4 separate regions of the Homo sapiens genome follow, and all the other regions are linked to region 1. The links are chromatin loops, found by intact Hi-C in ENCODE. Cell type or tissue: ascending aorta. All regions are shown on one strand. Region 1 has its middle 82 kb from the start of CD164. Region 2 has its middle 130 kb from the start of CEP57L1. Region 3 has its middle 140 kb from the start of CD164. Region 4 has its middle 93 kb from the start of CEP57L1.

Region 1 (5,000 bases):
CAAATCTTGAGGGAAACTCAAGATTTCAGCTTTTGGTCCTCCCCTTGACTGACGAAAACAGCTCTTAGACACTGTGGACCAGCTCTGTGGATACAGCCAATTCTCTCCTTCCCTGAAAGCCAGTAACTCCCTTTGAAGTCCACGTGAAGCAGAGGATGTAATCAGAATGTGGACGTTTACACTGTGACTTCCTTTGCAAAGGATAAGGAGGCCAATTAAAGCCCAAATACTTCACACTGAACTTAGGGTTTCAGGAACTCTCTAGACAAACGAGGAATGAAGTGTACGAGCTCTGAGTCTTCATGCAGAGACAGGGCCACTGTGACTCCTCTCTCTCTCCCTCTCTCTCTGGCTGCCTGGCTGTCTGTCTTCTCTGACTTCCCAAACAGGACCCTCTTGGGAAAGACATGAGCAAAGGCTCCTTTCCCAATGTTTCCTGGCACAGGGTTCACCCTAGCCTCACCACCATCGCTGCCTGCAACAACCCTCTGCCCTGTCCCCACCGCCAGGCTGCTTGTCCTGCCACCTCCCCTCCCACCAAGCCTCTTGACTCCACAAAGGAAGGAAAGTCAGAATGAGGATTTAAAGATCAGTAAAATAACAAAGGAAAGGCAGTCCTGCCTCCACATCTGTATTTTAATGATAATACTACATATCAACATACAACAATTTTGCTGGGAAGCGATCACCTGCCAGTAGTATATAAATGATGGAAATGACAGAAAAAAAAATCACCTGTAAGCCAGCCACTCTAACAAGTGAAATAATTTTATTTATCTTTACTCCCTTCTAGCCCATGCCCAAATATATTCCATATTTACATTTTACCCAGCTTTAACCATAAGGTATGTGTAATTTTATATTCTCCTTTTTTCATTGTCGTTGCAGAGGATTAGAAAAATTTCCCCTGGTTACTGCATAGCCTGATAGAGTATATTACTTTTAGACCGAACACACTAGGCCTTGAACAAATGAGGCTCCCTGACCACCTCTCCTCCTTCCCACCACCACAAAAGTTCTTGCACAATTCACTCTAATATGACTCTTTTTCTGGTGAACTCTTCAGTCCAATAGAACTATCAGATTTAGAGGAGTCATAAAAGAGTTTGCTGATTGGACTCTATTATTTGGGGCTGGAAACAAAAATAAAACACATTTTTTATTGTATAAAACAGCAAATGGATATGAAATCTGATCTGCTCATCTGTTCTTAAAGCCAAGAGCACATGTTATACATGTTAGCAACCGTTCTCAGCCCTGGATCTGCCTGATCAGGCTCTCATGGACAGCTTCCCCCTCCCACAACTCTCTGCTTTCTGCTTTCTTAGTCGGTAGATGCTGGAGCCCAGTACTTGGCTAGGGAGGAAAGAAGGCTGCTTGCATGTGGACCAGCTGTCAAGATAGAGCATCTCCAGAAATGCCCTGTGGGCTTCCTGTCTCACTCCTGCCTTGGACTGCACGTCGAGGCATTGTGATCAGTTTTCACAATCCTAATAACAGGGATGTCCTCTCAGGGTAGAAAACGATCACTATGTTCACAGGGATATTTCAGACCAGCTGACATTCTGGTAGCCCTGTAAGTGTGAGCCCAGCCATGTTCCCCAAGGGCTCATCACTTTCCACTGTGCTATCCTGTTCTGACTAGCTCCTTCTCTATGCCAGTAACTAGGATATACATACTTAGATGCTAGGATGGTCATCCAGACTCAGGCTGGGTTCCACATCCCAGCACTGAGTGACCCACAGGCCCCTAAGTTAGATTTTTACCCAAAATGAATACAAATCTATGTATATGTAGCCTACTCTTGCAGTAAGGGTCTAAGAAATAAGGCAAATATGGATCCCTCACATTTACTCCTAAAATGACTAGAATCTCCTAGAGGGATATGTATGCATATGTATATGCATGTGTATGTATACATATGTGTGCATATCTTTATATATACACATATGCACATGTGTTTTTTACTTGCTTTGGATGGTCTTGAGTCTTCTTTAATCCATGAGCCAGTGACAGGGAGTGCTGATTTGGATATAGCATGGCAATGAGAGATGAGTGCTGATTCATAATCTTTGATGGTTTCAAGTGCCTAACAGATATACTAAGGACTAGACTTTCCTATTCCTGTCACTTCTCCTTTTTGTTCTATTTCAAGACCATGGCCTTATAAATTTTAAAACTTTCTTTCCATGGCCTGCTCTTATTGTACTGAAAAGCCAAGCAAATTTTTATCTTCCTGAGGAAGGAAGGAGACATAAATCAGACCTTTGATTCTACAGCATAAGGCTTTGCTGGTCTTGCAAAACATATAATTAGTATACCCACAAACAAAACAAGGGAAGTCTGATTAGGTGACAAGTATGGGACAAAATGTTGGTTTACTGGTTTAGCTATAGTAGCCTATATTTCACACTGTCAGACTAAAATGTTGTCCATCTTCTAGGGTCTGAGCTTCAAGAGCTGCAGAACATGATTGACAGCCTCCAGAGCCCCCAAGACCCTATCCGGGTGGCCCAGGCACTCCTCCTCCGGAGGGAGGTTATATTTTTGCAGTTTGACGCTGCAGTAAGGCATCTCATCCGGTAAGGGCTGGAGCACTAATCCTGTTCTAGTAAATTCTGCAGCGGAGGTGTTTGCTGAGTGACCATATAGGGAGGCCACTCTTGGCAAGGTTAGATAATGAGCTTAAAATAGTCATGGGCACAAGCAGATCCAGAACGCCATGGCTACCAAACATGACCTGCCGCAAAGCCTGTCTGTGAGAATATGTTCTTGTTGGCTAATAACACTCTTGATTTTAGCAAATGTAATTTCAGAACAGTTCATATAATGATTGCTGCTTTCAGTGTACAGGGGGTTCTACTGGGAATAACATTTTTGTACTTCTAAAGATGATTAGGTTTTTTTTTTTCAACATTTGTTTACCTTTCAAAGAGACAGAATTTTTACTGCCCCTCTCAAGCTAATGGAATTGGCTACCAGCGTTAAATTTATAAATAAATCCATCTACCTCTAGCCTTGTAGGTACTATTGTGTTAAGTACTCCACATACAAAAGGAATGTTTCAATTGGTTAATTAATCATGATGCTGATGGGAAAATTAGCTTGGATTAAGTTTCATAATGTTTCCAGTATAAATAAGTTTTGTATGAGAGGGAAGGAGGGTTAGCCCTAAAGGTCTCTGCTTATTTTTTAATTGTCAAAATTAACTTTTTTGGGTTAGCTCCCGGTGTGAGTATTTAGCCACTGAGAGGGCCTCAGAGGGCTGTCTGTGCTCTTACCTGTAGGTTGCAGCTGCTTTCCACTGCACTTGTGGGCATCCATGGAGAATGACAAGGTGGGGGTTGCACTGAACTGTCTTGTTCTTTTTCTACTCTCAATCTTCTTTACTCTGACATCAGAGGACTCTTGGATTTAGAATGTAAATTCAGCAGGACAAAAATCAGGCTAATTTGTTGTCTTTATATTGACAAATAGCTTCCTGAGCTGTAGCTTAGTCAAGCAGGTAAGATGTAAAGCCTCAGACAATTATCAGGATGGCCATTTGTTAGTCCTCTGGGCTCTGAAAGCCCAAGGTCAGAATTTGCAAGGATTTTACATACTGGTGAAGAAAAGTCCTTTTTGGATTTTAGCTATGAAGGATTCTGTTTGGTACTGCTCTCCCAGGGGAACCACTCTGCTTCCAGGAAATCCCCTGGAATTGCTTTGCCAGGGCTTTCTTTGTCCTCACACTCGGTCTACAGAAATGGAGGGCATTGTGTCCTATTTCTGGTTTTATGTACTTTTCTGTGACCCTCTGGAGAGAATCACCCAGATGGTTCACCCCACTGTGTCCTCCACTGGTTACATTTCCCCAGCCTTTTTTCTTCAGAGCTGTTCAGATTGTGTGTGTTTGGAATTATACAGCTAGTAAGTGGCAGACTAGAATTAGAACCTAGGTGTGTTTGACTCCAAAACCCGAGATCTATGATGGAGACCAAGCAGCAGCATGGACAGAGAAGAGGATGCTGAAGAAAAGGCAAGAGGCAGGAGAAAAAGAGAAGCTAAAAGATAAATGTCATCCCTCTTGATTGTTTTACTTAGTGCTGAACCTGTAAACAAGGGAAGTCCTCAGAGAATGGAAAGAGATAGGAAGCTTGGGACAGTTCCCTGACCCTTCCTGGAGCTCACCAAGACTGAGCAAACCTGACTGTTTACCCCAGGAATTTTCTGCCCATGTAAGCTGAAGGCTTCTCCAGAATTTGCAAAGGAAAAACTGAACTCTTACCTGGAATAAGGGCGGCATGCTTCACAGATGAGGGTGGGGTATAGGGGGAGGAAGGATGTTGCTCAGGGGTGACAGGACAGTAGCCCTGTAAAGTCGCTGAAAATTTGGCTCCTGCTTCTCTGTGGCATAGATCATCTTGGGTACTGGCTATGTGCATGTTTCTAGGCACAAAACATTTCACTCTGCCCGTCTCAACCCCCCTCTACTAGCCAAAGGGCTGATGGAAATTGATAGCTGTCATCCGAAGGGTTGGATCACACTGACCAGGGCCCAGCATTCATCTCTGGACATGTCCACCAACCTGCAGGAGTTATTGATTAGCCAATTCAAGAAATGCCCGAGGATTGAGTTATCTTTAGTGCCAGGTGAATTAGTCATTTGCATTGAAGGTAAATGCTTGGGTGACAAAGCAGTTCTATCCAATCTCATCTATTTAAGTAAGGAGTTGGCAAACTACTGCTGGAGGTCTCTGCCGATTTTTGTATGGTCTGTGGGCTAAGGATGGCCTTCCCATCTTTAAATGGTTGAAAAAAATGTGTAAAAGAATAGTATTTTGTGACCCATGAAAATGCTATGGAGTTCATATTTTCATGTCCGTAAATGAAACATTGTTGGAACACAGTCATGCCCATTCACTTACGGATTGTCACCGCTTTCACACTACAACCACGGAGCTGAATAGTTGCCACAGAGTCCGTAGGGTCTGCAAAGATGAAAATATTTACCATCTGG
Region 2 (5,000 bases), 77 kb before region 1:
GGGAAGCTGAGTTGTAGCACTGCCCACAGGCACTTAGGGGACAAAGGAGGTTACCTCTGTAGGACCACTGTGCCAGTGAAAAGCAGAAAGTAAACAGTGACAGTAGGAGATGGTGGCTCAGGTAAGTGTTGAGTAGTAGAAAACACCAAGCTAGGGCAACTGTGTAAGAAACTGGTGGAAATGGAAGCAGGGAAAGCTCCTGCTTCTCCTCCCAGCCGTGCAATGGAGGGGACAACTAACACTTTCTGCTCTCACTGCTTTCTTCCCCTTGTGGAGGAGATGGAGATTCAGGTACTGATAGGATGCAGTCTGTGCTTTCACCAAAGTCTGTTTTGAATGCAATTGCCCAAATAATAAAAAGAAAAGAAAACCACTTCCTCTAGCTATTTACTGACATATAAATGTTGTTCTTGGAATCTTGGAATTCCCCAAAGGGAGAAAAATATCAGCACTGCATTTTCAAGTTGACTTATGGTAAATAGACCATAGAGAGACTAATAATACCTGTAGATCTTCAGATTCCAGAGATGGGGCATGAGGGGAGACATACAGCACACACACAAATCACTGTACAAATTAGGATCATGAAGTTTTCCATTTTCTCATTCATTCATTCATTCCATGATTATTACATGGACATTGCCTTTGTGTCAGGAACTGTACTTGGGTTAGGGGATGAAACAGACCCAGTCCCTGCCCTGAGAGCAACATGCAATAAACAAGTGAACAAAGAAGTAAACCTACATCTCTAACTTGTGAGTGCCATGAAGAAAACAGGGGGCAGAGAACAATAAGTGGAGGGGAGCACCCTCTGACAGAGTTCAGCCAAATCTTGGGGTGGGAGGATTGAACTGAATTTAATGAATGAGAAGGAGGCAGCCATGCAAAGAGCCTGGAGAAAGAGAAGAATTCCCTTCCTTTCCTTTCCCTTCCCTTCCCTTCCCTCCCCTCCCCTCCCCACCCCTCCCCTCCCCACCCCTCCCCACCCCTCCCCTCCCCACCCCTCCCCTCCTCCTCCCTTCCCCTCCCCCTCCCTTCCCCTCCCCTTCCTCTCCCCTTCCCCTCCCCTCCTCTCCCCTTCCTCTCCCCTCCCCTCCCCTTCCTTTCCCTCCCCTCCCCTCCCCTCCCTTCCCTTTCCTTTTTTCCCTTTCTTAAAACCAGTGCTATTTTCTGTTCCAAAGCAAAGAACAGAAAATAGTACTGGGTTTAAGAATAGAAATTCCAAGGCAACAGCCAATATTTTCTAGTTTTCTTCACATTTTCCCATGGGTGGCACTTTGTAACCTCCTGGAGTATTTCTGCTTTGGTCAAGAGCCACTTTATACTGTATCAGTGCCCCACTGGTAGCACATAGCCATTCTGGATGTTAAATGCTAATCAAATCAGATTAGGATTAAGTAAAAATGTGGCAGCTAGGAGGAGTTACAGGAATGTGAGTATGAATCTTAAAGCTGTGTTACTATTTTGCAAACATGTAGCAGTCAAGTGTGGATTTTAGCATCTGTATGCTGGTCAGCATCTTGATTCTGAATTTGGCAAGTGGCAACCAATACCTCATGACAGATAAGTTTCTTAAAGGGCCTTCTGCATAAAGAAAAACAAACTTCATAGGACGACTGTCTGTCCATTTTGGCATCTCTGAGAGAATGAATATAATCACTAATTGTAGCACAACTTCAGAACAGTTTCTGGTCAGTTCTCTCTGAATGCCATTCACCAGTAACCTTTCCTTTTTTGTTTTGTTTTGTTTGTTTTTGACAGGGTCTTACTCTGTTGCCCAGGCTGAAGTGCAGTAGTGCGATTTCAGCTCATTGCAGCCTTTGCCTCCTGGGTTCAAGTGATCCTCCTGACTGAACCCCCTGAGTAGCTTGGACTACGGGTGGGTGGGCGCACACCATCACTACCAGCTATTTTTTTTTCTTTCTGTAGAGACAGGGTTTCACCATGTTGCCCAGGCTGGTCTCGAAGCAATCCACCTGCCTGGGCCTCCCAAAGTGCTGGGGTTACAGGCATGAGCCACTGTGCCCGGCCCCACTTTCCTTTAGGGAGTTTTTTTTTTTTTATTTATTTTGAAATAGTTTGAGATTTACAGAAAAGCTGCAAAGACAGTACAAAGAGTTCCCATCTACCCCTACTCAGTTTCTTATATTATTGACATCTTACATTGTAGTGATACATTTGTCATACCCAAGAAACCAACATTGGTACATTACTGTTAACTAAACTAGGCTTCATCTGGATTTCACCAGTTTTTCCATTAATGTTCTCTTTCTGCCCTAGGATCCTATCCAGGATACCATGTTACATTTAATCATCGTACCTCCCCCACCTCCCCTGCTCTGTGACAGTTCCTCAGTCTTTCTTTGTTTATCATGACATTGACAGTCTTTAGGAGTACCAGCCCCGCAATCTGTAGACCTTTGCCTAATTTGAGTTTGCCTGATATTTTCTCATGGTTACACTGGGGTTATGGGTTTAGAAGAAGAAGAATATCACAGAGGCTAAGTGTCCTCACCACATCCTATTCGGGGAACATGATATCAACGTGACATCATGGCTGATGTTAATCTAGCTCACTTGGTTAAGCTACTGGTGATTGCCAGGTTTCTCCACTGAAGTTACCATTTTTTTCTTTAAGGAGTTTTTAAAAATTAAGTTTAAATCATATAAGTGATAAATAAATGTCTTCTCCTTGTAAAAAGTTGAAACATTACTGAAAAGTTAAATTCCCCTTTAACTACTCCCTGCTGCCCATCCTGCTCCCCATTCCACCTCCTTAGAGGCAAACATGGTTATTGCTTTGAGCCTTTTCAATGCATTTACATACATACATATGTCCCCATAAAATATATATAGGATAAGTTTGCATTTGAGGTTTTTATATAAATGATATATCATACTATATGAATATCTTTCTGCAACCCAACAATATGTCTTGGAGATCTGCTGTTCTTTTCAATGGCTGAGTTGTATTTTATTGTATACTACAGATTACACCCCAGCTAGGCCTGTGTAGAACCTCTGGAACCTGTAATTGTTAGATCAAGTTACTCATGTTCATAAAAAAAGCACATTTATTAAAATGGCTATGTATAGACATCGCACACTACTATTGACCATCGTATTTTCAAAGATAAGGTTTAAATTGGTCACTGTTTTTTTAACCTCATGGAGTAGTAAAGCAGCAGCAAACACCACATCCAGGTTGCAGTGTCGGGGGGCAGTGGTAGAGCCCTTCCTTTGCCTCTTCCCACTGACCACACCAAGGAGGGGAGGTGCTCCCCTGCATTTCCAGAGGTAATGTGATGTAGTGAGAAGAAGGTGTGCTCGCACAGAAATGGTGGTGTAGACAGTAGCTCCGATGTGCAACATATTCAGCGAAACACAAAACACCCTTTTCCTGGTTCTTCTCACCAAATTCAATAAAATATTTACTTAAAAAATTTTCTGATGATAATAGTGGCATGTGTTTAACACAGAAAACTTGGGAAATATAGAAAAATACAAGAAAGAAAACTAAAATCACCCCTTGTTGTACCATCCAGAATAACAACAGTATTATTAATATTTGGTATATATCCTTCTGGTCTTTGTTTCAGTGGATAAACCCATGTAAGCAGCAGAGATGTTCTGGGTGTGGGGAATACATAACAGTCTTACTTTTCCTACCTACCTCCCACTTCATTTCCCCTGCCAACTTCCCAGAAGAAAATGAGATTTGCAATCAGCAGAAATCTCAGAACTGTCTAAACACATGAACTCAGCCATGCTGACAAAGAGCCGCAGGCAGTAAAGGTCAGCAGATTTCCACACCCAGGCCGGGAGAATGAACACAGATGGGGTTGCCCTGCTGCTTACCTGCACCGTCTCCAGTACGCTTAGGGGTCCATGCTTCTGGACTTGGTATTTCCTAAGCAGTTTCCTTTTGTGGGATGTTGTTGGTCCTTTTTCCTGGAGGATGCTGGGTGCTCTCCTTTTCCTGCTCCAGCTGATCTGTGCTCCCTTCCTTTTTCCCAGGCCACCTGCAGGTCCAGCAGTACTTTTGTGGTTTGTTCAGTCAGTCCTTCAAATGTCTTCCACTGTAACTTGATGTCACTTTCTGTCCTGTCCTATGTAATTCTGGGTAATTTTAGAAGCAGCTGAAAGTGTCACAATCCCATCAGAGAAAGGATGTGGCTCAGAGCCTTCCTTCTGGGACCACATCAAGCAGTGCTGAACAGCAACCTGAGAGCACTACAGGCCAGGAGGCAAAAGGCTCCACTGAACCCCTGCTACCCCATATTCATAGGAATTGTCAAAATTCAGCTACTCTCAGAGTATATGCTTTCCTATAGATTTTAAAAAACATAACAGATGTTCTTTACTTTGGAATGCCGATCTTTCTGTTTTAACGAACAAGAATGCACCATGTCACCTCACAGGGTCTTTTCCAGTCCTAGGGTTGTGGGATGTTTACACAGAAATACACTGATGTGTACACTGAGCTGGAAGCCAATTCTACCTACAAGCATAATGGGCAATCACTTAACGCTACTCAATTGGACAACTTTCTCTCTCACCCACTTTTCCTAATATTCCTGTCAACATTTTCCTTCCTCACTTCCTGTCAAAAGCCTGCTAGTCTATCTTTAGAGTCTTGGGGACTGTATTAGTTAAAATTAGGTTTGGCTGTTGGTGATGGTAAAATGATATGACAGAGGATTAAAGGAGGTGGAAATTGTGCTCTCTGTCCCTCATATGAATGTTTCAGGGTAGGATGTACAGAGCTGGTGTGGTAGATTTGCACTATGGAGCCCTCAGGGCTCTCAGCCCTGTCTATCTTGGAGTTCTAACAAATATGGCTCTACATTTGAGATCAACACCCAGCCTGAGACAGAGCTCCAGCTGTCACATTCATGCTCTAAGTAGCAGGATGGAGAAGGGATGAAGAAGCTGCCTCTACTAGAAATCCTTTGAAGCTGCAACATGGCACTTTACTCCTAGTCCATTGTCACGTAGCT
Region 3 (5,000 bases), 61 kb before region 1:
GAACTTGGTGATAGATTGGACAAGTAGGGCGAGGCAGAAAGAGATGTCGTGAATGATTCATGCTAGAGGAAGTGGATGGGTGGTGGTGCTATTTAGTAAAATCGGCTGGAGATAGCCTGGGTTTGCGGGGGAAGATTTAATGATTTGATCATTGTTAAAATTGAGGGGGCTTTGAGATGCCCAGGAGCAGTTGCCAAATAGGTAATTGGATGTGCGGGTCCGGAGCTCTAGGGGGTCTGGATTGGAGGCATAAACTGGGGAGCAAATGGTCTAAAGGTGGTAATCTCAGCTATGAAAATGTCTGCCACCTCCTAGGGAAGGAACAGAGGAGGAAAAGAGGAGGTCCTAGGAGGCGGCTTGAGAGTGGCCATCATTTAAGGACTTGGTAGAGAAAAATAAATACACTTCACAGTGTCAGACAGAATGACCGGAAACTAGGCAAAATCAGGGAGAACGTGGAGTCCCAGATGCCCGGAGAAGAGAGTGAGTCAAGAATCAGGAAGCACTAAATTATATCAGATGCTCCTGAGAGATTACGTAAGATGATGAAAGAAAGTTTGTTGCATGTAGAGCAGTGGTCATTGTTGGTCTTAGTGAGGGTGGTTTGGGTGGCTCGATGGAGCCAAGGGCCAGATGGGAATGGGTTGAAGAGTGGGAGGTGAAGAAATAGAAATGGAGATTGTAGATAACATCTTGGGAGATTGGACAGTGAGGGGGAGGAGAGCCACACAGTGGAACCTGGGGAAGGGTGTGAGGAAGTTTCACAATGAGAGGGACGTGTGCACATTTCAGTGTCAAGAGTCCAGCGGAGAGGAGTGGGATATCCATGAAGGAGCAGGGATGCTGCTGAGGTGGGAGGCAGCGGCCCTAGAGAAGGGGGGCAACACTGTCCTCCACTGTGCGGAGGAAGGAGGAGGGGAGAGATGTGAGCCCTGGGGAGGCGGCGGAGAGTGGCGCGCAGAGGAGCTCCTCCTGGGAGTAAGAGGAGACTACGCCTGGGAGGGAGGGATTCCGAGGCTTGAGGAGAGTGGAGGTTGGAAATTGTGAAAATTATTATTAAAATAACGATTCTCAGGAAGCAGCAGATACTCAGTTTTCTAAGAAAAATAACATTATGATTGAAATACTTCTTACTTGTATTCGATTCCTAGGATTATCAAAACAAAGTACCACAAACTGTGTCTCACAATGACAGAAATTTATTCTCTCACAGTCTGGAGCCACAAATCCAAAATCCAGGTGTCAGCAGGACCGTGCTTTCTCTGAAGGTTCTAGAGGTGATAGTTCCTTGCCTCTTTCAGCTCCTGGTAGTTGCTGGCAACCCTTGGCAATCCTTGGCATTCCTTGACTCACCCTAGTCTCTACCTCTGTCTTCACATGACCTTCTCCCTTACGTGTCTGTCTCCAAATTTCGTAAGGATCACAGTCATTGAATTAGGCCCACTCTCATCCAGTATGACTTCATCTTAACTTGATTACATCTGCAAAGACCTATTTTCAAATAAGTTCTCATTCACAGGTTCCAGGTAGACATGAATTTTGGGGGACACTATTCAACTTAGTACATTAGTAAGCCATGAAACTGTGCTAACACATTTTAGAAGTACTTATAGAATTACAAGAAAAATAGTTTTAACCTAACATTTAAGGATTCCAAGTGCCTTACACTCATAGAGTCACATACTCCTGGCAGCTAACATAGTCTATAGTGTCTCCACAGTCCCCATGTTACAGATGAGGAAACGGAGGCTGGGAATAGCTGAATGACCTGCCCAGGATGAGATCCTGGCAGAGCCAGAGCCTGAACCCAGGCATTCTGACTCCAGAGACCACTCTAGGCTCTATTTCCTACCTTTCTCCAGTTGCTACTGAATTTGTCAGAAAAACAAACTAATCAGCTAGTTATCCACCTCAGGAACTACCTCTTCCTGCCAATATTCTTTGTTAATATGTTTTCTGCATACAGCTTTTTATACATTCAGAATATTTACAGCTTCATACTGGCAGCCCACTGTGTGGGAGCAGAAGCCTGCTGCTTGTCCATGTGGGATGGCAAAATATAGCTCTCCTTTTTCCAGTAACATCTGGGCTTGGCTTTCTTTCTCCAGGTCCACAGCGTCCAATTCATGGAGTTCTCGGAAGTGGAGAACCAGGATGACTACTACAGCACAGAAGCTGGCTGCATCCACACCCAGGACCAGCAAGGGGTGCATGTCATGTATGAGGAAGCCTTGAGTGATCTCAAGGAACTAGAGGCAGAGTTGCTGCTTGTGGCTAGCCATTACATTGAGAAAGAAAGGGGTGAGAAGTCAGATTTAAAAAAAAAAAAAAATCAACTGCCTAAATAAACAAAAAACACTAAGGGCTCCTTTTTAATACTCTCCACCCCAAAATATAAACACATATCCAATAGTATGTGAAAACTCAATAAGCGCACACTTCCCCCACCCCTAAAATGCATTCACTTTAGGAGAGACACAGTTCTGTTTCCAGCTCAAGCCCTGCTTCTGATAGAGATGGTGACTACTCTTTCAGGGCCGGGTTGTAATTCTTGCTGTGATTCAGACTCTGTTTGTTGACCAGGGACATTTCTTTTCTTTCTTTTTTTTTTTTGTTGTTGCAGCAGGAAGTTTCCTTTATAAATGGAGAGTTGGATGATACACAGTTCTAGCGTAAGGCCTCAGTCACTGGGCCCCAGGAGACAGAAAGGAGCAGGGCTGAGAGGGACGACATGCTCCAGGGCTCATGTCACACTGATATGTGCGCCAGGAATGACCGCCCATGTACTCCTAAAGTTCAACCCACCCACCAGTTCAGTCAAGAATTATGCTTTTAATTCTTCATGTTTGGCCACTGAAGATCAAATCCACCATGATAACAGGATTTCAGTACAACAGGCTCTTTCCAGTTACGACAGACAAAGATGTCCAGGCTCTTGATAAGAAACAAAAGTTCCTTTGACTTCTCTTGCGAGGACCGAAGAGATAAATGTTTTCTTTGTGATCTGTTGAAATGTTTATATAGACTTGAAAAAACAACTAACAGTCATTCTGTGCTCTGGTTCCCTGGAAGGTTTCTCATGATCTCCCCTTCAATAGCTAGAGGGCTTGTGTGTCAGGGAACAAAGAATTAAGACACTTTAAGCGATAAAAATCCTAGTGCAACACTCAGAGGCAGATCGTGGGCTTGAGGGGGCCGGAGGGGTGCGAGGCAGGTGCTTTGACTGAGGAGCAGGTGCTGCCTTCTGGGAAAGCCTAGTGGAGACAGAAGCAGGAGCAGGAAGCCCTGCCAGGGAAGGCCCAGTTTCTTCCTTGCTCTCCTGAGGTACAAGGGACAGCACGGCCCCTGCATTTTCATTTCTCAGGGCCAAAGACCTGACCTCTGACCCTCTACCCACTCTGGTGACCTGCACGCTAAATTGGGTGGTTTCTGACTAAAACAGGCTTAAGCCAAGAATTGGGATTTTACTCCCAGGGGCATTTCTGCGTCACCCACTGGGTGCAGGGGATGTGGTGCAGGACCCTGAAGGAAGGAAAGTAAGCAAGTGAAACAAATGACTTTTCTAAGTGGTAGACCTTGAGGAAACTGCATTTAGCAGCAGAGACAGCCCTGAGTTCCTAACAGGAAACCACTAGGATGCAAGAACATCTGGCTAGGAAAATGCCAGACAAGCCCCAGAGGAAGAAATCATTACTCAGGGTAATCAAGTAACCCATAACCTGTATTTTCTCTTCCTTTTGGCATCACTCAAATCGATCCAATTTTAGAAATGAATGAGGTAAGAATATTCTTTTGGGATACTATGACAGCATTGGAATTACACTTGCAAAGAGCTTAGAATTTCTAGACACATTGCAATACCTAAAGGGAAACTTAATCAGGGTTTGTGCTATTTTGTAATATGTGTAGACTGTAATTAAAGATAATTCACATTCATATTGTTATAAAATGCTGCTCAAAGAAAGTTTGACAACTAACTTTTCAGATCCTAGACAGAATTAATTTGATATAGGATTGAACTCTTTGTCCTGTCTTTGCCATTGGTATCTGAATCATAGGACGCAATGATGGCATCCAACATTCCAGGGTATTTAATTTCAGCCCTTAGCTTTTATCTTTACTGGTTATCCTACAAACCAATGCACCATTTGGTCCATATTAATTTATAATAGCATGCAACTATTTCTAGCTGCTAAGAATTTAACTGGACTGAGACACTTAGTCAGTAGTCATTTAACCACATGGGCATTTTTCAATTGAGCTGGTAAATGTATAGTCATCTATTGTGAAATGATTTCCCAACTGTTGCTACGGAAGTTCTTGATCATCTTTCTCTTGCTTAGTACCCATTAGATATGTGATAATTATTGAGCTTAAATTTCAGCACATGAAAGTATCTTATCTTTGAATATTTAATTCTGAAATACAATAGTTAAAAATTTAAAGCAATAATAATACCAGTAGTGAAAAGTAACGTGAACAAAGTTAAAAAAAATCAGCTGAATAATGAAAATTAACTTCATTGATTTAAGTTAGTAATTAACATAATTAAGGAATATCTTGGAAACGTTTCTGAAAATTTTCGACTTGGTTCACAATGATGGAAATAGCAAGTCAAACTAAGTTTGTTGTTAAACCCCCAGGGGTTTGTTTTTAGAGAAGGAGAAATGTATACTTTGCCTTTAAATTGTGGGTTTAAGGACATTTTAGCATAGATTTCTTGTTAACTAAATTTTGACTCTATTTCTAAGATTAGTCTTTGAAACTGAATTTTAAAAATAAAAACAAAAGCTCCTGTCGACTTAGAAGTCAACAAGTATGAAGTCAGGCTTTGTCCCAGGGACTGGTTCAGTATTTCTGTTTCTGAGATGGAGCTGATAATCCAAGGGGCACATTTCTAATTGGAACAGGTTCCTTGGAAGCCCTGTCTCTAAACATTCTCACCCTCTTTTCTCCCAGGTCACAAAGTGGGCAGCCAGCCAAAGAGTGGCCAGGAGTGG
Region 4 (5,000 bases), 110 kb before region 1:
GGCTTGGAGAAGAACTGTGTGTCTTAAACATTTCCGCCCCCCCCCCCCCGTTTTTTTTGCATCCTTTCCCTTGTTTTACTCCACAAACCCAAGACTTTGCAGTGGTTAAGTGTTTCATAAATTCTTGCTGAATGAATAAATGAATGAATGTATGTTGAATGAACAATGCTTGATGAACGTATGAGTAAATCTCTTTTTGCAGGTTGATGTACACACTACTTATGTTCACCAGTCTCTTCAGGGTCATTCACAGGCACTTTGAGGCTAACTGAGAGGAAAGACAAGATCTGAGTGAGAGAGGGCTGGGTAGCTAAGCCCATGACCCTCCCCATCTCCCAGTATGCCAAAGATAAGAAGACAAGAGGGCAGGGGAAAGTTTCTTGTGTTTCTCTAGCTGCCTAGTAATAGCTGATCCCTTTTCTGGTTGGTTACTCATTCCCCACCGCCACAAGGCTGCAGCCAGGATTCAGAATGACAGAAATTATACCTCAGGTTTATTACCGGTTTTATTCTCAAATCCCTTTCAGAGCTCACCTCTTTTTCTTTTTCCATTAAAGCGAAGATATTAGGAGATAAGAGGGGCATTATCTCCAACTTCAGGGGTGGAAATTTGACACAATGTGTCTAAATGGGTTGCTTAGGCTCACTTGACTGATGGATTTCTTGACTGTCAGCCTGGGGTTCTTTTCACAGAACCACTGCCTGCAGTGGGGGAAATTGCTGGCAAGTGTACAAACTAACAGTGTATTTTTATCTTCCCTTAAAACTTATCTGGGAACTCATAGGCCATATGAACAATAATAACCTAAATGTCACTGCTTACACCTCCTGCATAATCTCTAGGTGGTCTCTCACCTGTGTTCCAGACTACCTGCTGTGGCCCCTTACCAATGTCTGCAAAATACTATCTTGAGAAAGTGATGTCTGCATCAGGGTTGCTGTTTCCTGATGTTTTCAAAGCTGCCAAACCTTGGGATATATCTTATCCCAAATGTGGAGCACTCTGCTGTTCCTGACCCAGGGTCCACCCCCTTACCAGGTGACCCCACAGCTTGTGCCTCCTTGTATCAGAGTCCATGGTAAAAACAACAGGTCCCTCATCAGTGGGTGTGAACAGGAATCCACAAGGCTGCTTAAACAGGCACTTCTGCTATAAATGTTTTTCCTACGAATCAATAATTTTCCTGAAGCATTAAGTTTGGTTAAAATGATTCCTGAAGTATTTCATGTTTGATATTTAAGAGTCATTCCCACCCCCCAGCAGATAATTCATCAAGAACACAAAAATAAAAGCATTTTATTTTAAATTACACGATACTGGTTTTATGTGCCAACTAGGGTGAAAATGGGATCTGAGAGGCACAATATTTGTCAGAGATAAGGTTGCTGGAGGGAATTCAGGTGGGGAAATAAAAATCCTCACCATTGTGTCCCTCCCTTTATTCTGCAGTAGGAAATAGTGAAGTGAATCAAGGGTAGAACGAAATACTCTGTTTGTTTGGGGAGGGGAGAGAAAAATTGGCCCAGGGAAAAGTTTAGCAAACATGCTAATCAAAGAAGAATCAAGAAAGATTCTAACCAAAACAAAAGGATGTGGCCTTTGCGTGCCCTCAATAATCCAGTATAATATGATATACTTATTCAGAAATGAGCAGTTGTGAAGAGTTACAGATTAATCATGGTCTATCTATAATCTGGTCGATTACAGCTTCTGTAATTACCACTTATATTGCATAAATCTTTCTGCAGCTCTATTCAAATGCCAAAGGATATTTATTACTTTAGAAGAGAGAGGGAACTAGCACTGAAGAAAACCTTACAGGTGAGTAAGACAGTGGGCTATTTCAATATGACAATAAGTTTGATTTTGCTGACTGGTAACTTTTAGCAGAAACAGTATTTTTGCAGACAAACAGCTGATGCTATTAACAGTATTTATGAGAACAGTCCACTATTCAGCTTACCACTGAATCAGAGCAGACCATTATTTCCTTGGAAATGTCTGATTTTGTGATATTTGAAATTTTACAGTTCTTTAATTTGGGATGTTAAAACTAGTTATTTGGGTTTAGGTGGCCGAGTCGAAGCCCCTTGTTGTTCAGGCAGATGCCGTGCAGAGGGAGCTAGAGAGCTGCCTAAGAAGGGAGTACACCCCTGAAAATTTACCTTTGCTTCTGTTGCAGGTAAGAGTGATACTGCAATTTGAAAAATTCATTTGAAATTAGTAGAAATGTATGGGCAAACTGGCTTTCAGGAATATCCTTTCGCTAGGGTAGGTTTTGTTTTTCTCGACATGTATAGTTTGCAGAACTTGGCTAGTGTAAACGCTGTTCTTTGTTAGAGATCTATTTCACAGTTTTAAATTCAGCTTAAAGGCACGGAACAATTGACTGAATTTCTGCTAAGTACTTTCTGTGTCGATAATGTAGGGCAATACCACATTGACTAGGACAGTTCTAGCCCTTAAAAAGCTATTGGCTGTGGCCAGGCATGGTGGCTCATGCCTGTGATCCCAGCCCTTTGGGAGGCCGAGGCAGGCAGATCACTTGAGGTTAGGAGTTCAAGACCAGCCTGGCCAATATGGTGAAACCCCGTCTCTACTAAAAATAGAAAAATTAGCTGGGCATGGTGGCGCATGCCTGTAGTCCCAGCTACTCAGTAGGCTGAGGCAGAAGAATCGCTTGAACCTGGGAGGCAGAGGTTGCTGAGAGCTCAGATCAAGCGACTGCACTCCAGTCTTGGCCTCCCAAAGTGCTGGGATTACAGGTGTATGCCACTGTGCCAAGCCCTGGAAATTTCTATTAAGAAAATAACTCAAGACATGGGAAAAAGAGTTTTCCATAAAGATTATTATTGCAGCATTATAATAAAAGTAAAACATTAGGATTGCCTGAATATCCACCAATAAGAGAAAGAGTTAAGAAAAACAGTACGGTACATGGTAGAATATTGTTCTGCCATTAAACATTTTTTATTGTTAAATTAAGTTTAGCTTAAAGCTGCCTCATTTTAAGTTCAGAACCCTTGGTAAGGTTTCTCCCTACATAGTGACGTGTAACCTAACTGGACTGTAAATAGACCATAACCTACTCTTGTAACAAGTAACTGAGTCTCAGCCAATCACAGAAGCCATACTTCAGCCACTTGCAGGCAGCCAACTGTTCAAAGTGTGTTCAAATAAGGCAAACACTGAGCTGTAACCAATCTGACTGTTTCTGTACCTCACATCTCTTTTCTGTTACTTCACTTTCCTTCTTCTGTCCATAAATCCTCTTTCACTGTGCAGCAGTGCTGGAGTCTCTCTGAACTTACTCTGGTTGGGGGGCTAGGAGGGCTGCCCAATTCATGAATTGTTCTTTACTTAATTAAACTCTGTTAAATTTAATTTGTCTAAAGTTTTTCTTTTAACATTAGCATAAGGAATTATTATATATGAAATATTAGTTAATAAAAACTAATGTGTGTATGTATGTGTGTCATAATGGTCAAGTATGTATAGAAAAAAAATCACTTGAAGGACTTAGACCAAATGCTAATGAATGTTATGTTTGGATGGCAGGATAATGAAGTTCCCCTTTTTACTTTTATATGTTTGCTAAATTTTCTATAATAAGTATATATTATTTTGATTTTAAAATTCCTTGTTCTCTATTCCTGTGTTACAAGTTATATCTTACCTATGCATACAAATTAGTTCTTTAGCAACTAGTTAGGAATTAACTATTACATTAATCACAAAGAAACAAAAGATATTGAGATACTATTTGCAAGTCAAATTGTCATCATTGTCTTCATTCAGGATTATCTTTCCCTATCATTTCTGGCATTTTTCATTCTTTTGTGTATATCAGTGTTTCTCAAGGGACAGAGAAGAGGGGTAGAGATAGAAGATATTTTGTGCCCCAAGGGACATTTGGAAATGTCTGGGGATATTTCTTGTTGTCATAATTTGGGTGAGGGGTATGATTGGTTGCTACTAGCATTAAGTGAGTAGAGGCCAAGGATGCTGCTAAACATTCTACAATGCACAAGGCAGCCTCTCACAATGAAGAATTATGTAGTCCCCAATGTCAATAGCTGCTGAGGTTGAGAAACTCTAGTATTATCTAAACTTCCATAGGACATAATTTGCCTTCTCTCTGAAGAATTTTCTTTAGCATTTCTAGTAGTTCAGGTCTGCAAGGGACAAATTCTCAGTCTTTGTTATTTTGAAAGAAGTATTTCCCCTTCATTTTGGAAAGATATTTTTGTTCAGCATAGAATTCTGGTTTGGTGATTTTTTATTGCTTTAAAATACTGCTCCATTGTCTTTTCTCTTTTGTCTTACATAGTTTCTCTTTCTTTCTTTCTTTTTCTTAGGTGACAGCTTTATTTTCATTAAGTATACACATTTTTGCAATTAAGATTAATTATACAAAAAATATAAAACATGCCATTTTAAAATAGAACTGTGGAATAGTTTGAATTTTTATCACTACTATATGTAAGTACACATGTTTATTCATAAGCTAAAAGGAAACTCAAATATATATCATAACAGGAAAGAGCACTTCACTAATTTAAGTGATTTTTTTTTTCTGTCAGCCTCTCACCATTTGCTTACTTGAACTAATGTGATATGGTTTGGCTGTGTCCCCACCCAAATCTCAACTTGAATTGTAGCTCCCATAATTCCCATGTGTCATGAGAGGGACTCGGTGGGAGGTAATGGAATCATGGCGGTGGGTCTTTCCCATGCTGTTCTCATGATAATAAGTCTCACAGATCTGATGGTTTTATAAAGGAGTGTTCCCCTGCACATGTCCTCTTGCCTGCCACCACATAAGGTGTCCCTTTGCTCTTCCTTCGTCCTCTGCCATGATTGTGAGGCCTCCCCAGCCATGTGGAACTGTGAGTCAATTAAACCTCTTTCCTTTATAAATTACCCAGTCTCATGTATGTCTTTATTAGCAGCACGAGAATGGACTGATACAGTAAATTTATACTGTTAGAATGGGGTA

The links. A loop is a pair of places that touch in the nucleus more often than their neighbours do. Peaks named below come from ENCODE experiments on the same cell type or tissue, not always from the same donor. Only the 100,000 strongest peaks of a DNase experiment are listed, where the experiment ranks them.
Region 2: it touches region 1 in a loop (2.4-fold over the local background); 8 of 110 quality-filtered maps call a loop at or near these places.
Region 3: a loop joins it to region 1, with 1.9 times the contacts of the local background. A loop is called at or near these places in 7 of 110 quality-filtered maps.
Region 4: it touches region 1 in a loop (1.9-fold over the local background); 12 of 110 quality-filtered maps call a loop at or near these places.

What each region holds. Positions count from the first base shown.
Region 1 is chr6:109,297,787-109,302,786 of GRCh38, forward strand. It overlaps the pseudogene CCDC162P. Among named protein-coding and RNA genes, the nearest start is that of CD164, 82 kb to the right of the region's middle. In ascending aorta, no CTCF peak of the experiment used is centred here; DNase peaks (open chromatin) are centred at 440 and 2,635; H3K27ac peaks cover 4,546 bases.
Region 2 is chr6:109,220,524-109,225,523 of GRCh38, forward strand. It overlaps the pseudogene CCDC162P. Among named protein-coding and RNA genes, the nearest start is that of CEP57L1, 130 kb to the left of the region's middle. In ascending aorta, no CTCF peak of the experiment used is centred here; no DNase peak of the experiment used is centred here; H3K27ac peaks cover 552 bases.
Region 3 is chr6:109,237,220-109,242,219 of GRCh38, forward strand. It overlaps the pseudogene CCDC162P. Among named protein-coding and RNA genes, the nearest start is that of CD164, 140 kb to the right of the region's middle. RefSeq lists an enhancer at 4,369-5,000. In ascending aorta, no CTCF peak of the experiment used is centred here; DNase peaks (open chromatin) are centred at 2,180 and 2,731; H3K27ac peaks cover 2,009 bases.
Region 4 is chr6:109,185,887-109,190,886 of GRCh38, forward strand. It overlaps the pseudogene CCDC162P. Among named protein-coding and RNA genes, the nearest start is that of CEP57L1, 93 kb to the left of the region's middle. In ascending aorta, a CTCF peak has its summit at 2,113; a DNase peak (open chromatin) is centred at 2,105.